3 separate regions of the Homo sapiens genome follow, and regions 1 and 3 are each linked to region 2. The links are chromatin loops, found by intact Hi-C in ENCODE. Cell type or tissue: Caco-2. All regions are shown on one strand. Region 1 overlaps SLC2A1-DT (SLC2A1 divergent transcript). Region 2 has its middle 94 kb from the start of SLC2A1-DT. Region 3 overlaps SLC2A1-DT (SLC2A1 divergent transcript).

Region 1 (8,000 bases), 73 kb after region 2:
TGAAATGCAGTGGAAAATTGAAATGTATCTTCCACATATCCCCTCTTGGAAGACCTTAGAGATGGTTTTCAATATTTTATCAGAGAACATGAGAAATAGCTTGCCAGACCCAGAACCCAGAAGCTTTATACATTAGCACTTGAAATCAAGCCAAATGGAATGTACATACTCTCGTGGGAGGTCTGGGTGTCTGGGAAAGATGAGTCTAGCAATACACTGACAGAGGACGAAAATAAAGCTTAAGAAGGAAGCAGTCCTTTAAAATTTTATTGTCATCGTTTTGCATTTAGACTTACCAATTAAAACATGCCATTTTTTACCCTTTAGTTCAGATGTATTTCTCTTCTTAGAGATAAAGACTCTAATAGATTATTCAGGTTGGGTGCAGTGGCTCATGCCTGTAATCCCAGAACTTTAGGAGGCCAAGGCAGGTGGATCACCTGAGGGTGGGAGTTCGAGGCCAGCCTGACCAACGTGGAGAAACTAAAAATACAAAGAATACCAAAAATACAAACTTAGCTGGGTGTGGTGGTGCATGCCTGTAATTCCAGCTACTCAGGAGGCTGAGGCAGGAGAATCGCTTGAACCTGGGAGGCGGAGGTTGCGGTGAGCTGAGATCGCACCTTTGCACTCCAGCCTGGGCAACAAGAGCGAAACTCCATCTCAAAAAAAACAAAAATAGATTATTCAAGTCTACGCATAGTTCAGATAACAAGCTGTCTTCCAATTTTTCTCAGAAGTATGCTTTTTTGTTGTTGTTGCAGAGGCAGTATCAGCACTTGCCAGCAATGTTGCAGAGGAGATGCCTGTGTTGAATAAGGTGTGGACTCAATGACCCCTTAAGGCCTCTTCTAATTGTTAAGATTTTTGGGATTCTGAAATTCTCCACAATTCTTAGAACTTGTGGTCCTTAGGCTGGGTTATTCCAAAATTTTTGTTTCTTAGATTATTTGCTATTAAAATTCTGTGAGTCTCAGGTTTTATAAGTGGCACTAAATATGATAAGGCATACAAAAATTACAACCTAAACATATGGCCCAAATTCCTGTTAGGAAAAGGAACTACTTTTGTTGAGGAAAATGCTTTGATAAGGGCTTTGAGTTAAGACCCCACCAAGAGCCTGGGATAGCTTATGCCTGGGCTCCTGAGGAGCAAATTGGGAGGGAGGGAGAGAAGTGAGCAGAAAGATGACAGGTCAGGGAGGAATAGCTCACATCTCATTGTACATCTGGGTAGCAATAAGCTGTGCTTCACAAGATGTGATACCTCTCCAGAACATTCTGGACCTCTGTGTAATCTGCTCTTGGGAATGCTTAAGGAGAGTGATTTTATTTTTTTATTTTTATTTTTTTAACTTTATTATTATTATACTTTAAATTTTAGGGTACATGTGCACAACGTGCAGGAGTGATTTTATTTTTATATGGAATCCAAGTTTCAGTTTCATCACATTCAGGTCAGTGTGGCTCAGGACAAAGCCAGCATGTTTTGCTGGAGGCAGAGATTATGGTACTAAGTGTAAGCCCCCTGGGACTTAGCCGACTTCTCTGGGAGAAATGTGGGCTTTCTCACGCAATGGTGCATGTCATGCTGCGTCTAAGGAACTCCATTCACATCGAAGTCTATGTGAATGGCCTTCTTTAGAGGTATATTAGGTACAACCTGAGCAACTGAATGTGACAGCCCTGGAACTCAGGCATTAGAGGACATTTCGCCTCAATCTGAAGGAATGGGGAGATCTCCCTTCTTCACCCTCCTAGCTAATATTCTGGTGCACGTTATATTTATATATATTTATAAACCTCTATGTCTAAGGTTCTAAGGTCCTAGGGTTCTATGATTCTACAGTTCTCTGACTCCAAGAACCTAAGAGTATAATCAGGTTCTATAATTCTATGGCAACAAGAACCACACAGCTAATGCTATTGTGCTTGCTATACCTTCTAGGCACTGTGCCAGGCACTTTGCGTGTATTATCTCAATTAATCCTTAAGCCCTATGACATACACACTATTATTCTCTCCATTTTGTAGATGTGGAAACTAAGGCACAGAGAGTTCTGTCATCCATCCAAGATTATGGTGCCAGGACTGAAGCAGCTAGTCTGACTTAGAGTCTCTTCCCCTCTGCATTCCACTGCTGACATTCCAATAAGCTCCCTCCCTAATTAATAAGCCTCCTTTCACTGGGAGCTGCCCTTTTCTCAGCTGAGGCCCCAGAAGTTAGAAACCAGACCTGAGCCCTTGTATCCTGTGTTGGGATGTGTGAAGCTGTCATGTCGCGTTGTGTTGTAATAGGCTGTGTTATGTTTCATGCGTTTGGCTCCACTGTATTATGAACTCTTCTATCACAAGGACTGAATCTGATTTGACCTTGTAAATCCAGCTTTCAGTCCAAGGACTGGTACACTTTGGGGGTTTAAAAAAATGTTTATCATATGAGCGACTAATTGCCCAAATGGGCTGTTGGGAGTGAGTTCTGGTGTCTATTAGACACCAGGTGTCTGGCAGTCCCAGAGCATCACTGCAGGGGAGGGAAGATTTCCCCTCTACCCTCTGAGGGTTCGGTAATTGACTCTATGAAATAAACTGACAGTAGAAGAAAGAGTTACAGAAGAAAAGGTACACAAATATACTACATGCATGGGGGCATCACATGAAAGAAAAGCAAATGTCCTAAACCTCAGTGAGAGCATATATACCTCTTAAAGGGGGTGAGCGGAGGGAGGGTTCAGGCAACTTAGGAGAGAGTAAATGATTTGGAGGAAAGATGAATGGGCCTTCAGAAGAATAGGTGATATGTGATAAAGTCTGTCTGGGGGTGGTGTTGACCCCCAGTCTCCTGTCCTGTGATCTGAGTTTACTCTTCTCTGGTTGATGAGGTTCCTGGGGAGGGGAGTTATAACCATTGAGTTCCTTTTGGAGGATTTATCTTGAAGCAGATAAGGGAAGTTCAGAGAAAGTCCCTCCCTGCATTTGCTGTTCCTCAAATGCTCTCAGTTTGAAGTCCAAAGTGACGTACCTTGGGGTGGCATTTCCTGAACTCTTTCATCATCCTGAGACTGCATTCTGACGAGGCTGGCAAGGTGGGCACACTTCCGAAGGCACTTGAGCAGGTGGAGCCAAACCAAAGTTCATCCTCACCAGGAGATTGGAGCCAGGAGCAGGACACCCTTGGGTCCCAGCTCAGGATCAGGTTGTAACTAAGTCAAGATGCGGAGCCTGGAGGGAGCCTCATCGGAGCGGGGCAGGTATGAGGAAGAAACTAGCCCCAGGTGCCTCCAGGTGTCCGTATCTCATTGTTACAGGGAGCCATAAGAGAGAAGTGGCCAGAGACGTAAAGGTGCCAGAGCCAGGTGTGCTTGGTGCTCTACCTTGTAGTCTCTTCTCCCTTCAGGACAAGGGCCCCACCTGACACCCAGCCTGGCTCTTGGGGGCTCTTCCCTAGGCTGGACTTTGCCCTGACTCCCAGGTATGAGCTGGAGTCCTGCTGTGGACCTTCCCAATCGCTAGACACAGATGCAGCTGCATCTGTTGACTTTGAGCCTGCTCAAGCCAGAAGCCCAGGAGTGCCTTCCTGACTCAGCCTCCCTTTGGTCCTGAGCCCTGCAAACACACAGCTGCCTTTAGTGTGGCCAGCTCCACAGCCCATCTGCCCCTCTCCCACCTCAGCTCTTACACTGAGAGGTGCTCACACTTGCTGAGCTACCTGCCCTGTCCTAGGCTAGGCATCAGCTTCTCCTACCTGGCCTGTCTGATCCTCTTTATTGAACACTCTGCCTGACCTCTGCCTCTTCCACCCATTCCCCAAAATCAACTTCCATAGCATTGTTCTAAGAGGCAGATCTGGCTGGGTGTGGTGGCTCACGCCTGTAATCCCAGCACTTTGGGAGGCCAAGGCGGGCGGTCAGGAGTTGGAGACCAGCCTGGCCAACATGGTGAAACCCCGTCTCTACTGAAGATACAAAAAATGAGCCAGGCGTGGTGGCGGGCACCTGTAATCCCAGCTACTCGGGAGGCAGGAGAATCGCTTGAACCGGGAGGTGGAGGTTGCAGTGAGCCGAGATTGCGCCATTGCACTCCAGCCTGGGCGACAGGGTGAGACTCCATCTCAAAAAAAAAAAAAAAAAAAAAAAAAAAGATGCAGATCTGACCATGTCCCTTCTCTCCCTAAAATCCTCCAATGGCTGCCCACTGCCTAAGGCAGAAAGTTCTAGTTCTTCAGCCCAGCTTCCCAGGCCCTTCATGGATGCCCCTGCTCATCTCCCTGCCTCCACTCCCTCTGCTCCCCTGAACCTGCCATGCTGTAGCCATCACAAACTTCGTGCCTTTGCATTTGCTATTCTCACTGCTTGGTATGCGCTGCATAAATTCCTACTCATTCTTCAAGAATCAGCCTTCCCTGGGTTACTCCTTGGTTTTATAACACCCTATGCACAACTCCACAGTGGCAATTATCATGTTATATTAGAGCTGTCTGATTGTGTTGGTGACCCCATCCAACTGGGAACACCACATGAGGCTGTATATTGCCTATGGCTTTATCCTGTGCCTGGCACATGGTACCTATGTGTTGAATGAGAAAGGAAGAAGTAAATGAATGGCAATGAGCGAGTGAAACAGTGCCATCGGTGATGGTGTGGGTGGGGTTGGTGTGGGCAAGGGATCCTGATGAAAGGAAACAACAGAACACAGCATGAAGACACAAGAGCCGACTCCAAGAGGGAGGTGAGGAAGCTGCCCCGGGAGCGTTCCCCCCATCTCTCTGTGGGAGTCCGTCCTGGACCGGAGCTGTGTGCTCTGAAATCCTCGGCATCCCTGTCATTTCCTTGTGTTTGTTGTTTCTGCTACCCCTGTGAGGAAATGATCCTTAACCCTGCCCCTGGGAAGAGTTGCTCAGACCTTACCCAATGTTGTTGTCTCCTGTGTAAGATGAGGTGGGAAGGCGGCTGCACAGCTCACTCCTACCCCATGCACCAGGACCCCCCTGGTAGGGGGCACCGAGGGCACGGCCTGGGAGTTTGGCCTGCAAGGCTAGAGCCAGGACAAGAGACCGGGCCTGTGAGAAGGGGGAACCAGGAAGCCACAGGGCCTGGAGGCTGGACCACTGAGCCCTGCAGCCACTGCTTGAGCCCCCAGGGTGGACTCCTGTCCCAGCTCTCTTGTGCTTAGCCACATGCCTGATGACACGCACTTCATGCTTAGCAGAGCCAAAACAGCAGGAATCACCCAAAGCTTTAGGTCAGGAGGTTGCGGGGAGAAACTACCTATTTTATTCACTTTCAGTACCCAACAGCATGCTCAGCACATCGTGGAGGGGCTCAAAAACTGTTGGGAAGAAGGAAGGAAGGAGGGAAGGCTGTCTGTCCTTGCTGGATCCAGAGGGCTATAGGGAAGAGGCACTTCCAGGGGTCAGCCCTGGTGGTAAACATCAGAGTGTGGGACTGCTTTGGAGAGGGGTGGAAGGCTGGGGGTCAGAGTCTCCTACACACACTTCCCACCTTCTCAAGCTCTCTCCCCATATATTGGAGGTCTGGGGTGGGCATCTCAATGGACCCTATTCCTGTTTAAAGATATCCCCCCACCCTCTTCCATGGCAAAGGTTCCCAATTCTGGGTGGGCATCAGAATTTCCTGAGAAGCTTTAAAAAGTGAAGATTCTTCAATCTAAATGCCCATCTGGGATGGAGTGGATAAAGAAAATGTGGCAAATATACACTATGGAATACTATGCAGCCATAAAAAGGAACAAGATAATGTCCTTTGTGGGGACATGGATGGAGTTGGAAGCCATTATCCTCAGCAAACTAATGCAGGAACAGAAAAGCAAACACTGCAGGTTCTCACTTATAAGCTGAATGATGAAAACACATGGACACATTGGGGAGGGGGAAACAACACACACTGGGGGCTGTTAGGGGTAGGATCGGGGGAGGGAAAGCATCAGGAAGAATAGCTAATGGATGCTGGGTTTAATACCTAGGTGATGGAATGATCAGTGCAGCAAATCATCATGGCACACGTTTACCTATGTAACAAACCTGCACATCCTGCACATGTAACCCTGAAGTTAAAATAAAAGTTGAAGGAAAAATGTAAAGATTTATGAGTCCCACTTGAGACCTACTGACTTAGAATACTGTTGGGCAGGACCATAAAACAGTATTTATTTTTAGTGCCCTGGGTGATTCTGCCATTTAGACGGGTAAGAACTCCTCACCAAAGCCGGGCACGGTGGCTCACGCCTGTAATCCCAGCACTTTGGGAGGCCGAGGCGGGCAGATCACGAGGTCAGGAGATCAAGACCAGCCTGACCAACGTGGTGAAACCCTGTCTCTAGTAAAAAATACAAAAATTAGCCGGGTGTGGTGGCGTGTGCCTGTAATCCCAGCTACTGAGGAGGCTGAGGCAGGAGAATCAGTTGAACCAGAGAGGCAGAGGTTGCAGTGAGCTGAGATTGCGCCATTGTTCTCCAGTCTGGGTGACAGAGCGAGACTCTGTCTCAAAAAAAAAAAAAAAATTAAAAGAACTCCTCACCTACCAGGTCAAGTTTAAACCCTCCAGCAAGGTATTCCCAGCCCTCTGCAATCTGGCCCCAGTGCTCCCGTGCAGCCTCACGCCCTTCACTCCAAGCACGCAGCTCATGAAACTGCTCCATGTTCCTTATCTTTGGTTGCTCTCTCACAACCAAAGATGATAGAAGTTCATCTTTCTGTCTTCCCCTCATCTACACAGGGAACTTCTACATGTCCTTTGAGCGAGGCTTTGCAGCAAATAAAAATATTTCACCCCAAAATATACTTCTTTGACATATTTTGAGATGGCTGTTCAGAGAGCCTGGGAACAGAAGTAGGCCTGCAAAGCTGTCTTTTGTAGGGGAGACCTGCATCTATAGGGACATCTGCATTGATGCAGGCAGGCTTCCTCTGCGGACCTTCCCTTGTCAGATCTAGGACAGACTAACTGATGAGAGTCTGGTACCTTCAAAGGTCTACTCTCTCTGACAGCTGCTATCTGTGAGCTTTCATCTACATAACAAGACCACCTTTGCTAGGGAGGCCTCCTCTTCTCCCCATCTCATAAACTGTTTTGCCAGGATCCAAGCCTCCCTTTCTTTCCTTCCTTCCTCCCTCCCTCCCTCATTTCTTTCTTTCTTTTTTTTTTTTTTTTTTTTTTTTTTTGCTCTTGTTGCCCAGGCTGGAGGGCAGCGGTGCGATCTCAGCTCGTGCAACCTCAGCATCCCTGGTTCAAGTGATTCTCCTGCCTCAGCCTCCCGAGTAGCTGGAATTACAGGTGCGCACCACAACACCCAGCTAATTTTTTGTATTTTTAGTAGAGACGGGGTTTCATGTTGGTCAGGGTGGTCTCAAACTCCTGACCTCAGGTGATCCACCCACCTTGGCCTCCCAAAGTGGTGGGAATACAGGCATGAGCCACTGCGCTCAGGCCCCAAGCCCCCATTCTTTCTGTAACCTCAAGATGGCATATAAGCTTCTGCACCCCATTGCAGAGTGGGGAGTAATCAATCACTCTGTGGTTCTCCCTGTGTGCGCATTAATAAATTTGCATGCCATTTCTGCTATTCATCTGCCTTTTGTCAGTTGACTTTTCAGTGAACCTTCAGAGGGCAAAGGGGAAGTTTTCCCTTGGCTTCCATACCTTCCACACCCTTCTTCCACCCAGCCAGACAGAAGTCTTTTCTCTTTCCTGTGTCTCTCCCAGCTCTTCCCTGTATCACAGCACCCGTCACTCTGCCCTGTTATTATTTAATGACGTCTGTGCCAGATAATTTGTACAACCTGCCTTGTTTAAGCCCCCCAAGAATCCCTGGAGGTAGATGATGATGAGGATGAGGATGATGATGATGATGATGATAGCAACAAAGACTCTGCAGGAAAAAAGCCTGCTCTAAGAATTCTACATGTGCTGCCAGACCCCTTCATCCTCACCACAGCCCTGTGAGGGGTAGCTTTCATTATTATCAAGTCCATCTTAGAGACAA
Region 2 (8,000 bases):
AACTCTGCAAACAAGTGTTTAGAACACGCCTTTGAAGGATGTTTCTTATCCTCGTGTCTATGACTTATTGTGAGGGGATTGCATGTACATGTTTAAAAGCTGACAGTCAGAGCCATGCATTCTAGACTTGGTCCTACAACTAACTGTATGTGTGGCCTTGAAAAGCTTGCTTATTTTTCCCCCACCAAGAAAAGTACGACCTTCTGACTCTGGTGCTCTAAAGACTTTTTTGAGCTGAGACACTCCTAGGATAGGTCTGAGTGCTTTTTCCAGAAGGTCCTTTTGAATGGTAAAACAGAATGTCAAGTCTGATTGGTTCCCCCATCCCATCAGACTTGGTTCCCCTGGCCAGCATGTCCTGGGATCTCTAAGGACATCTCCATGAGCCCTGAGATGATCCTGCCTGGGCAGGGTGGGGCCCAAAGGGTTAATTAAGCCAGTCAGAGCTGTGCGTGAGCAAGTGTCTCAGATGAAAGGTTGGTCCGAGAGAGAACGCCATGTGGCTGTTGTGGTTGGCAGGTCTGGGGCAGTGGGACCAGGCTAGGTCCCGAAGGAAACCACCTCCTGGTCTCACCAGAACAAAGTGGTGTTTTGCAAAAACGCCATTGTTCTTGGGCAAGTCTTTCCCATCTCAACATAAACCAGGAAGCAGTGCTTCCTTTCCTTGGGCGAGACCCCAAGGTCCCCCCCACCGTTGGGAGTGGGGGGAGAAGAACAGACTTTTTCCTGACTTGAATGATCTTCTGCAAAGCTCAGCTGAAGAGCAGCAGCCCCTACCTGGCTATATCCAAGGGGGTGTGTGTGTCTTCCCTACACAGGGAGAAAGAAACAGAGGGGGGTCACCGAGTCCTGTTTCCTGTCTCCAAACAGGACTCTGTACCTAAGCCAGACTGTGAGCGACATGTCACTGCCCATCCATCTCCCCTCACCACTGTGCCACTCAGGCTTTCTCTGTTGCCCAAGCATGGCGGTTGTGTTTCTGCCTATAGCCTGTGTGTGGCTGCTCCCTCTGCCTGGAACTCCCTTCTGCCCTTCACATGTGGGCTCCTTCTCATCATCGTGGTCTCTCTCCTAACTCAGTGAAGTACTGTTTAATTCCTTGTTCAGTGTCTGTCCTTCCTGACATTCTGTGAGCTCCCCAAGAGCAAGGGCCAGGACCTGGGTCAGCGCTGCTCATTGCTGCATCTCCAGCACCTGGCACAGGACAGCCTCCCATGCGTGTGACTGTACCTGCGTGTGCTCCCCACCCCACTCCCAACCCCACTCCCCCTAAAGAAAACAGATCCAGGCTGGGCGGGGTGGCTTACACTTGTAATCCCAGCACTTTGGGAGGCCAAGGCGGGTGGATCACGAGAGGTCAGGAGTTCGAGACCAGCCTGGCCAACATGATGAAACCCTGTCTCTACTAAAAATACAAAAATTAGTCAGGTGTGGTGGTGCGCACCTGTAATCCCAGAGACTTGGGAGGCTGAGGCAGGAGAATCCCTTGAACCCGGGAGGCGGAGGTTTCAGTGAGCGGAGATTTTGCCACTGCACTTCAACCTGGGCAACAGAGCGAGACTCCGTCTCAAAAAAAAAAAAAAAAAAAACAAGAAGGAAAGAAATCAGATTCAGCCTCAAAGGCAAGGAAGCCATTTCCCTTGTCAACCCTAGAAGACCAGAGCAGTCTCAGACCTTCAGAGCATCCCATCCAACCACTCCATTTTCCTGAAGGGGAAACTGAGGCTTAGAACCAGAAAGGTTCTGGTCCAAGCCCCATGGGTGGTCAATGGAAAAGCTGAGCTCGACTCTGGGACTCCTGGTGCCAGTGCTGCTGGACAAGGCCTGTCACCTAGTTTCCAAGCTTAGGCACAGCCTTGCTCTAAATCTCTCACCTCTTCAGATACAAGACCCGGCACATTCAGGCTCCCACCACTTAGGAAATTCCAGCATTCACCCAACCCACTTCCCAGAGAACTGACTCACTGTAGACCCAAGGAGAGAAATTCCTCCCATGGCTTTGCCTAGCTGAGGAGATCAGAGTCCCTTCTTACCATCATCTCAGTGCTTCCCATTGATCACTTTTTCCTATCCCTTAGATACTAAGAGGGGCATCCTTATGGGCCAAGGAAGCCATAGGTACAGGTTTCTATCCCTTTAAGCTCCTTTTTTTTTCCTTTTGTATAGTCAGCACGTCTACCTTTGTTTCTACAACTTTTGCTTAAGTCAGGAAGGCTCATTCGCTTAAATATTTGTGGATGAATAAATGGAGAAGGGCCGGGCGTGGTGGCTCACGCCTGTAATCCCAGCCTTTTGGGAGGCTAAGGCAGGTGGATTACATGAGGTCGGGAGTTCGAGACTAGCCTGACCAACATGGAGAAACCCTGTCTCTACTAAAAATACGAAATTAGCGGGTGTGGTGGCACATGCCTGTAATCCCAGCTACTCAGGAGGCTGAGGCAGGAGAATCACTTGAACCTGGAAGGCGGAGGTTGCGGTGAGCCAAGATTGTGCAACTGTACTCCAGCCTGGGCAATAAGAGTGAAACTCTGTCTCAATAAATAAATAAATAAATAAATAAATAAATAAATAAATATGGAGAAGGGGTGGTAATACCTCCTCATGGGGGCTGCTGGGAGGATTACACGAGACAGCACCCCTAGTGCAAGTAGATGCTGGATCAATGCCAGATCCCTTTGAAAAGTGTAAAGTGCTCCGCATATATGAGATACCATTACATTCCAAGCAACGGGTGTTTACAGATTGCTTCATTTACAAATGGGTTTTTAGGGATTCTGTGGAAAGAAGGTGAAGCCTCTTTTAAGAATTGTTTCCTGGTCAGGCGTGGTGGCTCACACCTGTAATCCCCGCACTTTGGGAGGCTGAGGTGGGTGGATCACAAGGCCAGGAGATCAAGACCAGCCTGGCCAATATGGTGAAACCCCATCTCTACTAAAAATACAAAAATTAGCCTGGTGTGGTGGCAGGTGCCTGTAGTCCCAGCTACTCGGGAGGCTGAGGCAGGAGAATTTCTTGAACCCGGGAGGCGGAGGCTGCGGTGAGCTGAGATCATGCCACTGCACTCCAGCCTGGGTGACAGAACAAGACTGTCTCAAAAAAAAGAAAATGAATTGTTTCCTGAGGTTGGCTGTAGCTACAGAGGGCTAGCCTGGGAATGGTAACCCTTTACGTATTTTTTTTTTTTGAGACGGAGTTTCACTCTGTTGCCCAGACTAGAATTCAGTGGCGTATCCTCAACTCACCACAACCTCTGCCTCCCAGATCCAAGCGATTCTCCTGCCTCAGCTTCCTGAGTAGCTGGGACTACAGGTGCCCACCACCACACCAGACTAATTTTTTGTATTTTTGGTAGAGACAGGGTTTCACCACATTGGCCAGGCTAGTCTCAAACTACTGGCCTCAGATGATCCACCCACCTCGGCCTCCCAAAGTGCTGGGATTATACTTTGTCGGATCTGTACAAAATAATTTATACTCCCAGGTAGCGCATTAAGCAAGCAAAGGAAGTAGAGATGAAGAGGTAATCGAGCAGAATTGACACTAACACTGCTTCCCTTCCTGAAAAGAGAGGTCATCAAACAGGGGTGCTCTCTGGGTTTTTTCATTACTCCTTGGTTTTTCTCTTATCCTAGGTTGAGGTGAGGGTGGGGATGGGGTACATAAAGGTGGATTTTGTGCTTTCAGACAAAGATAAGATAAGGAACAGATAAAATTCCAGGCAAAGAAACTAAGATAAGCAGCTCCTCAAGGGACTTAAACTGCCCAGGAGTGAGAAGGGGGGACAGGAGAAGAGGCCTCTAACTCCCAGCTTCTCAGAAAACCCCAAACAATGTACACAAAGCCCAGAGAATTTATAACCCAGGAAAGGGAGAGCAGATGTATGCTGCTTGCTAAATCCAACCCTGGGGCAAGACAGAAGGAATGGCAGGGTGAATAACCCTCAAATTCCCATAAAGATACAACTTAACCTGAGCAACCTGGACCCCAGCTATGTGTTTGTAATCACAAACTCAAGTCTGCAAGTTCTTTCAAATAAAATTAAAACTGATAGTGCACCCCTTTATGCTGTGCTGATGGGAAATTCCAGTTCTGTTATTATTGGAAGGGGCCTCCCTGCTTTGAGAATGCAAGAGTCTGGAAGGCTTCTGTCGTGCCCAGAAAACACGGAACCAGCCCTTTTAGCTTCTTGCTACTCAAAGTGTGGTCTTGGGAGCAGCAACATCAGAGTCCCTCAGAGCTTATTAGAAATGCATAATTTTAGGACCCCATCCCAGGCCTACTGAATTAGACTGCATTTTATCAAGATTCTCAGGTATTCCTGAATACATTAATGTTAGAGAAATACTGTAGACCTCAAACCATAATGGTCCCCTCTAAACCCCAAATACCCCAGTAGGTTGACATCTCTGCAGCTTTGGAGGATCAAAGGTACCTGGGTGCCTGGAATCCAGGCTCCTTAATGGGGAGCACATAACCAACCACTTGCCTCTGGGATCCTGCTGGTTCTTCCCAGGACCTACTCACCCAATTCCATCTCATTCCTCCTTTTCTTTCTCCCAGCCCAATCCCCTCAAAAAACTCAGGCTTTCAAACAACAAAAGCCTGCAAGACCAGTTGTCTACCAGGGACTTCTCATTTCAGCCTGGCTTCAGCAATACCACCCCCAAGGCAAGGGAGCACAAAGGTACCGCCCAACACTTGGAATGAAGGACAAAAACCACCAACACAAAATAACATCTCAATCCATTTTCCTGCCACACTTATAATTATTTTAACTCTTGCTCTCAATTATATCTGGATTTAAGCGTGCAAAACAAAGGCTTATGCTATAATTTTAATGGACTTGTTTTTATAGGAAAAAAATTTGAGTCTCAGAATCCTAGAAATGATTGCTTCTGAGACTCACAGGGATTTAATTAGCTCCTAGTGTGGGGATTAAAAAATTTTTTTAGCAGCCGTGGAATGTTTTCAGGCCTTTCTCCACTCCAAAAGAAACTGCAGGGAGAATCCCATTGTATAAAACAGAAATGGAGTTGCTTTCGTTGTAAGGTGAGGACACAGAACCCAACTACATAGTCTCCTCTCCACCTCCATAGTGGCCCTGGTGGTGGCTGCAGCAGATCCCTGAGCTTGGTGGAGCACAGGGTGAAGGAACAACCTCAGCCGACCCTCCACCCAATACTGAAACCCCCCTTTCTCCACCTCCGATCACATACTTCCAAGAGAGAAGTCCCACAGGGCAGCCGAACCCGTCATCCATTGGCACCCAGGGCTGGAAAACACTTCCTCTACCATGACCCCCACGCGTCTTCCTGTCACTTCCATCGGAAAGTCCCATTTCTGCCCAGAGGCCTGCAAGGAACAGATTTATCCCCTCTTTCCCATGGTTTACAGAGCATATATTTCCCAGGAGTCTCTTTTCTAGGTGAAACAGGAATTTATATCAATGATATATGTGACTAAGTGAGTGAAGAGATAATCATTGAATGAGTGGATGAGTGAGGAAAGAGGAAGGAAGAAAAAGAACAATGGAATGGGATACTCTGGTCATTCTCTTCTGGACACTTTCTAGCTTGAAAATGGTTCTCTTCACATGTGATACGTGGAAGAAAATTGTAGCATTTGAAACTACACTACTCCAGCTATACCATAACCTGGTGATTTTCTTTTTTTTCTTTTTTGTTTTTCAGACAGAGTCTTGCTCTGTCGCCCAGGCTGGAGTGCAGTGGCACGATCTCGGCTCACTGCAGCCTCCACCTCCTGGGTTCAAATGATTCTCCTGCCTCAGCCTCCCGAGTAGCTGGGATTACAGGCATGCACCACCATACCCGGCTAATTTTTGTGTTTTTAGTAGAGACGGGGTTTCACCATGTTGGCCAGGCTGGTCTCGAACTCCTGACCTCAGGCGATCCTCCCACCTCGGCTTCCCAAAGTGCTGGGATTATAGACATGAGCCACCGTGCCCGGCCTAACCTGGAGATTTTAAACTGTGGCCAATGACCCATGTATATAGTAAAATCAATTTAATGGCTCTCAACTAGCATTTTGCTTAATGAAAGAAAAGAATAGAATAGACCATGGTTCGTCAACCTGCGTTAAGGTTAGGGGTTGTTTGGAAAAATGTTTTTCAGTTATACATACACATGTATGTACATATATGTAGGAATGTGTGTACTGGGAGCTGACATAAAATATATTTCTTACTGTGGGTCACAGGTCAAAAAAAGGAAAGCCAGTGTTCTCACCCTATGAACTAGCCATCATTATTATCCTCCTTTTCTGATAAAGAATATAAAGCACAGATAAATTAAGTAACTTGTCCCAAGGTCACCCAACTAAAAAATGGTAGAGCTGAGCCTGGAACAGGGAGCAGCCTGACTCCAGAACCTGAACCTTTAACCTCTCTATTCCATGGCATCCAGTAGAAATGGCCGTGCCGTGCAGGCAGGTGGACAGTAGTGCAGGACCAATCCCAGGACTCGGGGAGGGACGTCAGCAAAGTGTTCCTCTCACACAGTAGACAGACATTCCTGTGCTGTGCACCCAGCCTTCCTCACAGGGCGCCCCAAGAGCAGACCAATATGGGTTAGTGAAAGGACCACACTGCTTGATGCTCCAGGTCATAACGCAGGCAGAGCCGCACCCAACAGAATCAATCCATTCCTTCTCTTCTGGGCAGAGGGGTGCAAACAGCCATGCAAAGGCTGAGCTACCCTAAGATTTGGTCCATATTTCTCCATTTACCCTCAAAGATATGTGTGAGAAACATTTCAAAAGCCTCATCCACAGCAAAATCGACTGTGATGCTGGTGGCACCAGGTCCTTAACCTGCAGACCTTCATGTCGTGCATTCTAAGAGACTCTCAATATTCTCTTCCCCCAGGCAAACTGCAACCTCTTTCAAGATCCTAAATGCTTTATTGGACAAATACTACCACCCCCTCTGAAATGGATGTTATCAGTATCCATTGCCTCTGAATTCTTCATCTTCCTCATTTGAATGTCCCAAGCCCCTCCTCCATTGCCACCCAAGAGGCAAATTGTGGCAGTATCCTTGAGTCAACCTGCTCAAAAGGGAAGCCTATGGCATTGATATGTGATGGGCTGGGGTGAAGTGGATCTCAGACCCTGGCTGATGAGCTCTCTTCGTTCTTCCTCAGAGCAGTTGCAATAACAGCACAGTCCTATTTTTACATTCTGAGTCTGTGGTCCTTTTCCCACACATGCTCTGATTACCCTTCCTCCAAGAGTAATCTGGGGAGTTAGTCATGCCTTGACCTAAGTGAACCCATCCTGGCTCCCAATAATCCCTGCTTAGGAAAGGAACTTCTGGAATTTTGCCTAGGATTGTCATAAGCTAGCTGCACCATATTTTTCCCATGCTTAAATTGAGATAGTATGTTTCTGGCTTTGTCTCCTGGCACCTCCCTTCTCCCCAGAAGAGCCTCTGGAATGGCCCCATCTCTGCCTGATGCAGCCTTGAATGGAGCAAAAGCAGCTGGGAGCAGCCAGGTCCCAGCCCAGGCAGGCCCACAGCTTCCCGTGAGCCAGACTTGTTCCACTTGTCTAGTTTGAAGAGTTTTCTCCTTGATAGAGAAGACACGGTCATTTGGGTTATGTTATATTGTCTGTAAACATTAAGCCTGCCCCTTATTTTTTTTCCTCTCTTGGTCTAAATAGGGTTCAGAAAGTCTCTTCCATCTTTTTTAGGTCTCAATGTTTCAGGGAGGAGGGACTCAGCCACACCCAGGAAGTGTTTATCCTTTTCACACTCCAACTCAAAACTGAGGGCTTAGGGGCAGGGTTCTGAGGAGCCAGGGCAAGGGCAGGGCCAGAGGACCGGGCCAAGGCCGGGTCTCTTGGGAAGAAAGCCAATGTGGAGCTATCAGGCATTACTGGGGGAGATGCATATCCCACCTGCATCAAGGGAAGCCAGGTGAGCCTTGGAGTCACACAAACCTGGATGGGGAATTCTGGCAACCATTCCTCCTCTCAGGGTT
Region 3 (8,000 bases), 88 kb after region 2:
GTGACAGCTGGTTTAAATGCATTGATACTTGCAACCAAAATATCCTAACAATCATTACTTTAAGGAAATAGGGAAGATAGGACTCTCAGCCACAAGACCAGGCCTCCGGGAACCAGTTAAAAGAAACACGCAGGACAGACTACTGCCTGAGCAGGAACCAGTTAAAAGAAACACGCAGGACAGACTACTGCCTGAGCAGTCTCTGTAAGTAAAGACTACACCAGCCACTTTACAATACCAGGTGTACAGGCTGGAATGTAAGCTCCATGAGGGGAGGGCTCTATAGCCAAACAGTCAAAGCCCTCCTTGATGTGGCTTCTGCCTCCCAGCCTCAGCCCCAAATGTTGGGTTGGGCACTGGCCAGGTTGTAATGTGCCATTCTAAAGCCTCCCCAGCTGTCACACCTATAAATCTAAGCCAGGGTTCCAGCCCACCAGGAAGATGGTATAACAAGTTCTAGAAGTGGCATTGGGCTTTCCAAGTACCTTCATCCCCACTGTCTCCTGTGATCATCCCATCAGGGTCCACCAGCCCAACTTTAGGGACATGGGAATGAGGGAGGCAAAGGGGTTAAGCAACCTGCCTGAGGGGTAGGTGAATAGAACTGGGACTTAAATTCAAGTCTGAGCCAACCGCGCTACTGGGAGAAGGATTGAATAACACTTGATCTTTATTATCGTAGTTTTAAAGATGAGGAAACTTTAAATGAGATACCTAGAGTAGTCAAATTCACAGAGAAAGTAGAACGGAGGTTGCCAGGGATTAGGGGTAACAGGGAATGGGGAATTATTATTTAGTGGGTTCAGATGGATGATGGCAATGGTTGCACAACAGTGTGAATGCACTTAATGACACTGAACTGTAATCTTAAAATAGGTAAAATGGTAAAATTTATGTCATGTAGTTTAATTTTAAGTGAGGAAACTGAGGTCTAACAGGATAAAGGTGTAGAGCAGATTTTTTTTTTTCTGGGATGGAGTCTTGCTCTGTCACCCAGGCTGGAGTGCAGTGGCACGATCTCGGCTCACTGCAACCTCTGCCTCCCGGGTTCAAGCAATTCTCCTGCCTCAGCCTCCCGAGTAGCTGGGATTACAGGCGCCTGCCACTGCGCCTGGCTAATTTTTGTATTTTTAGTAGAGATGGGGTTTCACCATGTTGGCCAGGCTGGTCTCCAACTCCTGACCTTGTGATCCACCCGCCTTGGCCTCCCAAAGTGCTGGGATTACAGGCATGAGCCACCACGCCCGGCCTTAGACTAGATTTTATACAAAGTCTGGGGACAAACCAGGTTCAATTATTAGCTCGGCCACTTGCTGACCTACTCAACCCTGGGCAAATCACTCTGAAACTGTGCTTCAGTTTCCTCCTTTGAGAAACAGGATAAAAAACAGTAAATCTAGAATTCGTTATGAGAATTAAATGAGATATTAATAACTCCATACCAATCACTTACCTGGCACATAGTAAATTAGCAACACATACAACATTATTATGACAAGGTTTCTCAACCCAGAGCAAGAACAGCCTTTCAGACGCTTGAAGAGTCTTGGCGCTTATCTGTTGCAACCCCTTTGTTACAAAGCTGAAGAGACTGAGGGACAATGACTTGCCCGAAGTCACCCAGCCAACTTGTAACAGAGCCCAGAGTTGAACCAAACCACTCTTCTCTGAGTCCAGAGATCCCCAGCTCCAGCCAGCTCACACTGCTTTCCCTTTTTAAAGAAATGAACTGCGGTGGATTTGAGGCATGAATTTCAAGCCTCAATGTGGAAAGCAGGGGCTCCTGTGGCTCTCAACCGATTCTCTCTCCCTCTTGCAAAGCATGAGTCAGCTCCAGTATAATGTGTGAGTCAGCCAGCTCCTCCGTGATGAATGTGCATATGACTGCCAGGTGGCATCCAGGTGGGAGCTGGGCGGGGCAAGCGGGCACAGCTAGACACCGGCTGCTCTGTCTGGGCATAAGCTGTGTGCTTTCTTTCAGATCCAAATTGCTGCATGGTGGTATCTATAAGTCAGGAGGCCCAGGTTTTACACCTTCAATTTGCTTCCAAATTCCTTCTTCACTGTGATCTCAAGCAAGTGGCTTAATTTCTCTGTGCCTCAGTTTTCACAACTGTGGATACATGAATAATTCTAGTCTTGCCTGCAGCATAAGGTGTGGGGAGGACCCAAGGAATGACATGTGGGAAGGAGTTTTGCAGAGTTACAAAGTTATATCAAAGCCAGGTACAGTGGTGCTGGCCTGTTGTCCCAGCTACTTGGGAGGCTGAGGCAGGAGGATTGCTTGAGCTCAGGAGTTTGAGGCCAGCCTGGGCAACATAGCAAGACCCTACCTCTAAAAAGAAAAAAAAAAAAAGAAAGAAAAAGTTATATCGGCATGAAAGGCATTGTTTTTCCACTTCTCTGGAGAAATATGATTCTAAGAATAAAACAAAACTGTGCCAGGCTATTTGTTTTTCCCATCAGTCCTTGGGCTTCTCAGGATCCTTCTGGTCTCCTTGCTGTTCCCCCAGCCTCAGGGTGCCAGGTTACTTCCTCAGACTCAACACTTGTGGAGGGCTTACTGTGCACCAGGCCCAGGGCCAAGCCATTGAATCCTCCCCAGAGATCTCCAAGGTCAACATCATTCTGGGTCTTAAAAAAAAAAAAGAGGGCCGGGCGCGGTGGCTCACACCTGTAATCCCAGCACTTTGGGAGACCGAGGCGGGTGGATCACTTGAGGTCAGGAGTTCAAGACCAGCCTGGCCAAACATGGTAAAACCCTGTCTCTACTAAAAATACAAAAAAATTAGGTGGACGTGGTGGTGGGCGCCTGTAATCACAGCTACTCAGGAGGCTGAGGCAGGAGAATCGCTTGAACCCGGGAGACAGAGGTTTTAGTGAGCCGAGATTGTGCCAGTGCACTCCAGCCTGGGCAAAAAGAGTGAGACTCCGTCTCAAAAAAAAAAAAAAGATTATTATGGGCCTTATTTTACAGAGAGAAAACTGAGGCTCACTGGTAATAAGGAACTCGCCAATCACAAGGTGGAGCTGGGCCATGAAGCCAGACTTTTGGAACGTTCCAGAGTTCTGCCCACCCCACGGGGAAGAAAAGCTCCTCGGGGAGGCATCATCAGGTCCTCTTCTTCCAACCTCACAGACCTCCAGAAAACAATACGTGGAAATTGAGAGGGGAAGACCCCTGCAACCCTGAAGAAAATCAGGCTTTGAGAATGTAAAAAAATGGAAATAATAATAGTTACCACGTTTCAAGTATTTACTGTAGGATAGTCACCTGATACACGTTTCCTTACTTCATATTCACAATAATTCTTAGAGGTGAGTACTGCTATTATCCCCATCTTACAGTTGGGGAAACTGAGATTCAGGTGAGGTAACATGCCCAAAGACACATAGCTAGCAGGTCTGTTTCCAAAACCTGTGGTCCACCCACCAAATACCACTGTCAGCCTCCTCCTTCATTCATTCTTTGATTAATTCATTTATTAAACATTTATAGCTTCTTTCTTGTGCCAAATAACTTGCTGGACAGAGGCAAGACAGGAATACCTGAGCCCCAGCCCTAGAGGAGGTCATTATCTCAGAGGAAGATAAGGCTCAAATAATTGTAATCTAAGCGATAAGAGCCAGGCAAAGCAAACTGCTTGTACTGTTGCTGGATCAGAGCAGGCAGTGCCAGTTGGAGTTTTTGTTGTTTTTATTGCTTTCTTTAAAGGCAGAGAATCTGGCAGCATTTGATTTAAAACAAGTTTCTCTAGAGTCAAGTCATCCATTTATTATTATTTTTTATTTTTATTAAAAAAAAATTTTTTTTGAGACGGAGTCTTGCTCTGTTGCCCAGGCTGGAGTACAGTGGTGCAATCTCAACTCACTGCAACCTCCGTCTCCTGGGTTCAATAGGTTGTTCTGCCTCAGCCTCCCAAGTAGCTGGGATTACAGGTGCACACCACCACGCCTGGCTAATTTTTGTATTTTTAGGAAAGATGGGGTTTCATCATGTTGGTCAGGCTGGTCTCGAATGCCTGACCTCATGATCCCCCTGCCTTGGCCTCCCAAAGTGCTGGGATTACAGGTGTGAGCCACTGCGCCTGGCCTATTTATTTATTTTTAGAGATGGGGTCTCACCATGTTGCCCAGGCTGGACTTGAACTTTTGAGCTCAAGCAATCCTCCTGCCTCAGCCTCTTTAGTAGCTGGGACTATAGGCACGCACCACCACACCTGACTCCATTTATTTTTTCAATCCAGGTGCTGGAACTCACACTACCTGTGTGATTTTGGGCAAATTACTTCCCTGAGCCTCAGTTTTCTCCTTTAGAAAACAGAGAGAAAAAGGCCAGGCGCAGTGGCTCACGCCTATAATCCCAGCACTTTGGAAGGCCAAGGCGGGCGGATCACGAGGTCAAGAGATCGAGACCACCCTGGCCAACATCATGAAACCCCGTTTCTACTAAAAATACAAAAATTAGCTGGGCGTGGTGGTGCGCACCTGTAATCCCAGCTACTTGGGAGGCTGGGGCAGAAGAATCTATTGAACCCGGAAGTCGGAGGTTACAGCGAGCCGAGATTGCGCCACTGCACTCCAGCCTGGCAACAGTGAGACTCCATCTCAAAAAAAGAAAAAAAAAAGAAAATAGAGAAATACTTATTTCATAGAGTTGCTGTTGGAATTAAATTAACTGAAATGTTGTATTCCTTCATTCAACAAAAATGTAGGAGACCCAGTGTGAGGCAGGTGCTGTTTTTGGTGCTGGGGACACTGGAAGAAGCAGATGGAGACACTCCCTTGGAATTACAGAAATATTTTAAGTAAAAAAAAAAAAAAAAAAAAATTCAATTTGGTTAATTGAAGCAAAATATGCATTCAGAAGAGTACGAAAATCAGAAATGTACACACCTCAATGCATTTTCACAAACTAAACACACCCGCAACCAGCACCCTGATGAGGAAACAACATTACCAACACGGTCAGAAACAGGGTGTCACAAGAAAGGCACTCACCTCCCCTGTAAAATTTAAGCAGGGGTGGAGGGGGGTAGAGGGGGGCGGCGGACTCTGTCATCAGGATAAATAATATTTTTAATGCAGTATTTTTGAAAAACCAGAATTAATGCAAAAAATCCATGATGACAAAATATCAAAATTTTAAATAAAAACAGGATTAGTAACATGCTGTGCTGAGTCATATTAAAGCTCGAGGCAAAAGGAAAAAACATCAGTACTGCTGATCTGGTCTCCACCTGCCTCACCCTGATTACCAGCACCCGCCCCCAGAGTCGCGACCCTCCCTTCCAAGGGTAACTACTGTTACCCCGGAGATAAGTTTTGCCTGTTTTTAAACTTTATACACATGACATCACACTCTTTCGCACAGCTGCTATCACTCAATATGTCTGTGAGATTCAGCCACATTATTGCGTGCCATGGAAAGATGTTTGAACAAAGCAGTGATGTGGTCAGCTGTGCATTTTAAAGAGACCAGTGTGGTGGCAGGGAGGAGGATGAATGAATAGTGGTCCTAGCCTATGCTGGAGGAGGGACTGTCTGCATGGAGAGGGCAGGCAGAGTCCACGGGATGGGCAGGCAAAGTCCACGGGATTGACTGGATATGGGGAATGAGGGAGACAGAGAGGGGTCAGGGAAGATACCAGATCTCTGGCTAGGGCAATTTGGTGGCTAGAGGAGCCATTTCTAGGGTGGGGACAGGAAGGGATGGGCAAAGATAATGAGTTCAGGTTTGAGCATGGTGAGTGTGAGGGACCTGTGGGACATCCAGAGGGACATCCTGGAGGCAGCTGGACAGAAAAGCCTGGTAGTCAGGAGAGAAGGGAGGGGAGTATGTGCCTTCAATTCCCCCAGCATCAGCGAGCAGGTGGTAGCCCTGATAAGTGCATTTGCAGAGGGTCGGAGGGCATACAGAAGATAAAGAAGGGATGCCGAAAAGCTTTCTGAAAGCAGGTGGTTCAAGCAGATGTGCAAATCAGAATGAAAACATTAAACACACAAAACTGTCCTGCCTGGCCCATCAGACCTTCCTGGAATCCATCACTGTGTTTACCTGCAATCCAGGAGGATTTGAATTGCAAAACACCCTTTGGATTAGGGGGGCTTCCGTCCCAGCCCCTGCTATCCCCTCTTGTACCAATTGTAGCTGACTCAGCAAAACCTTTCCTCCTGGCTGCCAGGGACGCTTGCCTTTAAAGGCAACAGAGTCTTTTCCCAGCCCGCCTTACTCACTCCTAACTCTGGAGCTGCTAGGACCCGCCCTGCACGGCCCTGCCACCACCACCATCACCACCACCACCCCTCCCCCACCCACTTGCGTGCTCTGAGGCACACACTAGGCTCCAGCATCCGCCTGGCACCTGACACCTCCCTGCTAGCCAGTCCCAGAGAGCTCTTTTCCTCCAGACTAGCTGGGGCTGGAACTGCTTAGAATCGGACCCAGAAGAGGCCGAGTTCCGTCCAGGACTAAAGGCAGCCTCCAGGGAATAAAGCTGTCAGTGTGGGCGCAGACTAGGGAAGGGGCACTAGGTCGTTCAAGCTGAATGCTGGGGTTCCACAGCCTCCTCACACCCCCTTTAGTGCCTCAGGTAGAGTAGGCTTGTGGGGACACTGAGGTTTCCTCAGGTCCTTTCCCTGCTCAATAACTCTCCATGGCTCGCCACTACCCACTGCATAAAGCCCTAACTCCTATACCTGGCATTTGGGAGCCTCTGTGATTCCACTTCTTCAGTCTCTTCTCCTCCCTAAGCCCCCATGCCCCAGCCACAGGGGCTACTTAGGTGCCCCTCCTGCTCCCCTTTCCCCTTGCACCCAAACCTTCTCTGCTCATGTGCTATTTCCTGGGGCCTTCTCTAGGGCTCATTCCCTAGTTGGAGTTAAATTCTGCTTCCAAGGAATCAGCCACCCAAATAACAAACCAGTCCACCTGAGAATCTAGTCTGTGATGCAGCGTCAATAGCTTCTGATGAATTTGCTTCTGACCAGTAGCCTCCAGGGGTCATAAAACATTCACAGAGAGGAACACAGAGAAGGTAATGGGGGTCTGTGTGTGGGCAGGTGGGGTGGGGTGGGTGAAGGAAAAGCTTTTTTTTGGCCACTGTGCTTTTTCCTCAAGCACCGCCCTACCATGGGATGGGGATTTGACTGAACTTCTCACGTCAAGAATGAGTACAGTTTACATAGCTAAGCCTTTATAAACATCCACTTTCCCTCAGGCCTACCCAGGAAGGGTTTGTTATATCTATTTTACAGATGTGGGTCTTCAGGCTCAGAGAAGAGAAGGCATTGTTTGCCCATGAATGTTTGCAAGTAAATAGCAGAGCTGGGACTCAAAGAGTCCGGATCTGGGGCTCCATCATGAATCTCTAAGAGTGGCCCAGAGATTCTCACGTTCCCTAGGTAATCATTCTGGCAGTCTGCTGCCTTTGCACATGCTCTTCTCTCTGCTGAGAATGGCCTTCCCTCAATCCATCTGGTGAACTCCTATTCAGTCTTCCAAACCCTGCTTAGCATGACCTCCCCCTTCCCAGATGCTCTCTCTACTCACTCTCCTTCCCCTGTGGTACAAGTTCTGCACCTGTACAGATTCTTAACCCTCTACGCTTGACTTGGTATTGTTGCTGCTCATTTCCCCTCTTGCTCCTCCTCCAGCTTGGGGCCTCCATGAGGCTAACAATGGGGTCACATGTCTCTGTCCCTGGGAAAGTGGCCAGCATGGGGCTGGCCCAGAGAAGGACAAGGTGGCTGTTTGGTGAGTGTGACCCATGGGCTGAGTAAGGCAGACCCGCAACTGGGAAAAGGCATAGACTGGATGTGCTAAGAAACAAGGAGCTGTGGAGAGACTTTGAGGAGGGAAGTAGCAAAACCCAAAAGGTACTTAAGGAAAGACTGGAAGTATCAGCAGGACGGACTGGAGGGGAAGGAACATTCAACACAGGTAGATTAGCTGCTCACTCATTCGTGCATTCCTTCCCTCCTTCAGTCATTCACCCACG

What was found. A loop is a pair of places that touch in the nucleus more often than their neighbours do. Peaks named below come from ENCODE experiments on the same cell type or tissue, not always from the same donor. Only the 100,000 strongest peaks of a DNase experiment are listed, where the experiment ranks them.
Region 1: a loop joins it to region 2, with 9 times the contacts of the local background. A loop is called at or near these places in 5 of 110 quality-filtered maps.
Region 3: it touches region 2 in a loop (9-fold over the local background); 9 of 110 quality-filtered maps call a loop at or near these places.

Annotation. Positions count from the first base shown.
Region 1 is chr1:42,975,608-42,983,607 of GRCh38, reverse strand. It overlaps SLC2A1-DT (SLC2A1 divergent transcript), which reads right to left. Exons shown (of 4, transcript NR_033967.1): 4 at 250-483. Among named protein-coding and RNA genes, the nearest start is that of SLC2A1-DT, 21 kb to the right of the region's middle. In Caco-2, no CTCF peak of the experiment used is centred here; DNase peaks (open chromatin) are centred at 2,236, 3,067 and 3,487; H3K4me3 peaks cover 621 bases.
Region 2 is chr1:43,049,088-43,057,087 of GRCh38, reverse strand. No RefSeq gene overlaps it. Among named protein-coding and RNA genes, the nearest start is that of SLC2A1-DT, 94 kb to the right of the region's middle. In Caco-2, no CTCF peak of the experiment used is centred here; DNase peaks (open chromatin) are centred at 3,797 and 4,638.
Region 3 is chr1:42,961,128-42,969,127 of GRCh38, reverse strand. The region is part of intron 1 of SLC2A1-DT (SLC2A1 divergent transcript); the gene reads right to left. Among named protein-coding and RNA genes, the nearest start is that of SLC2A1-DT, 6.1 kb to the right of the region's middle. RefSeq lists a silencer at 6,156-6,450. In Caco-2, no CTCF peak of the experiment used is centred here; DNase peaks (open chromatin) are centred at 3,604, 5,877 and 6,269.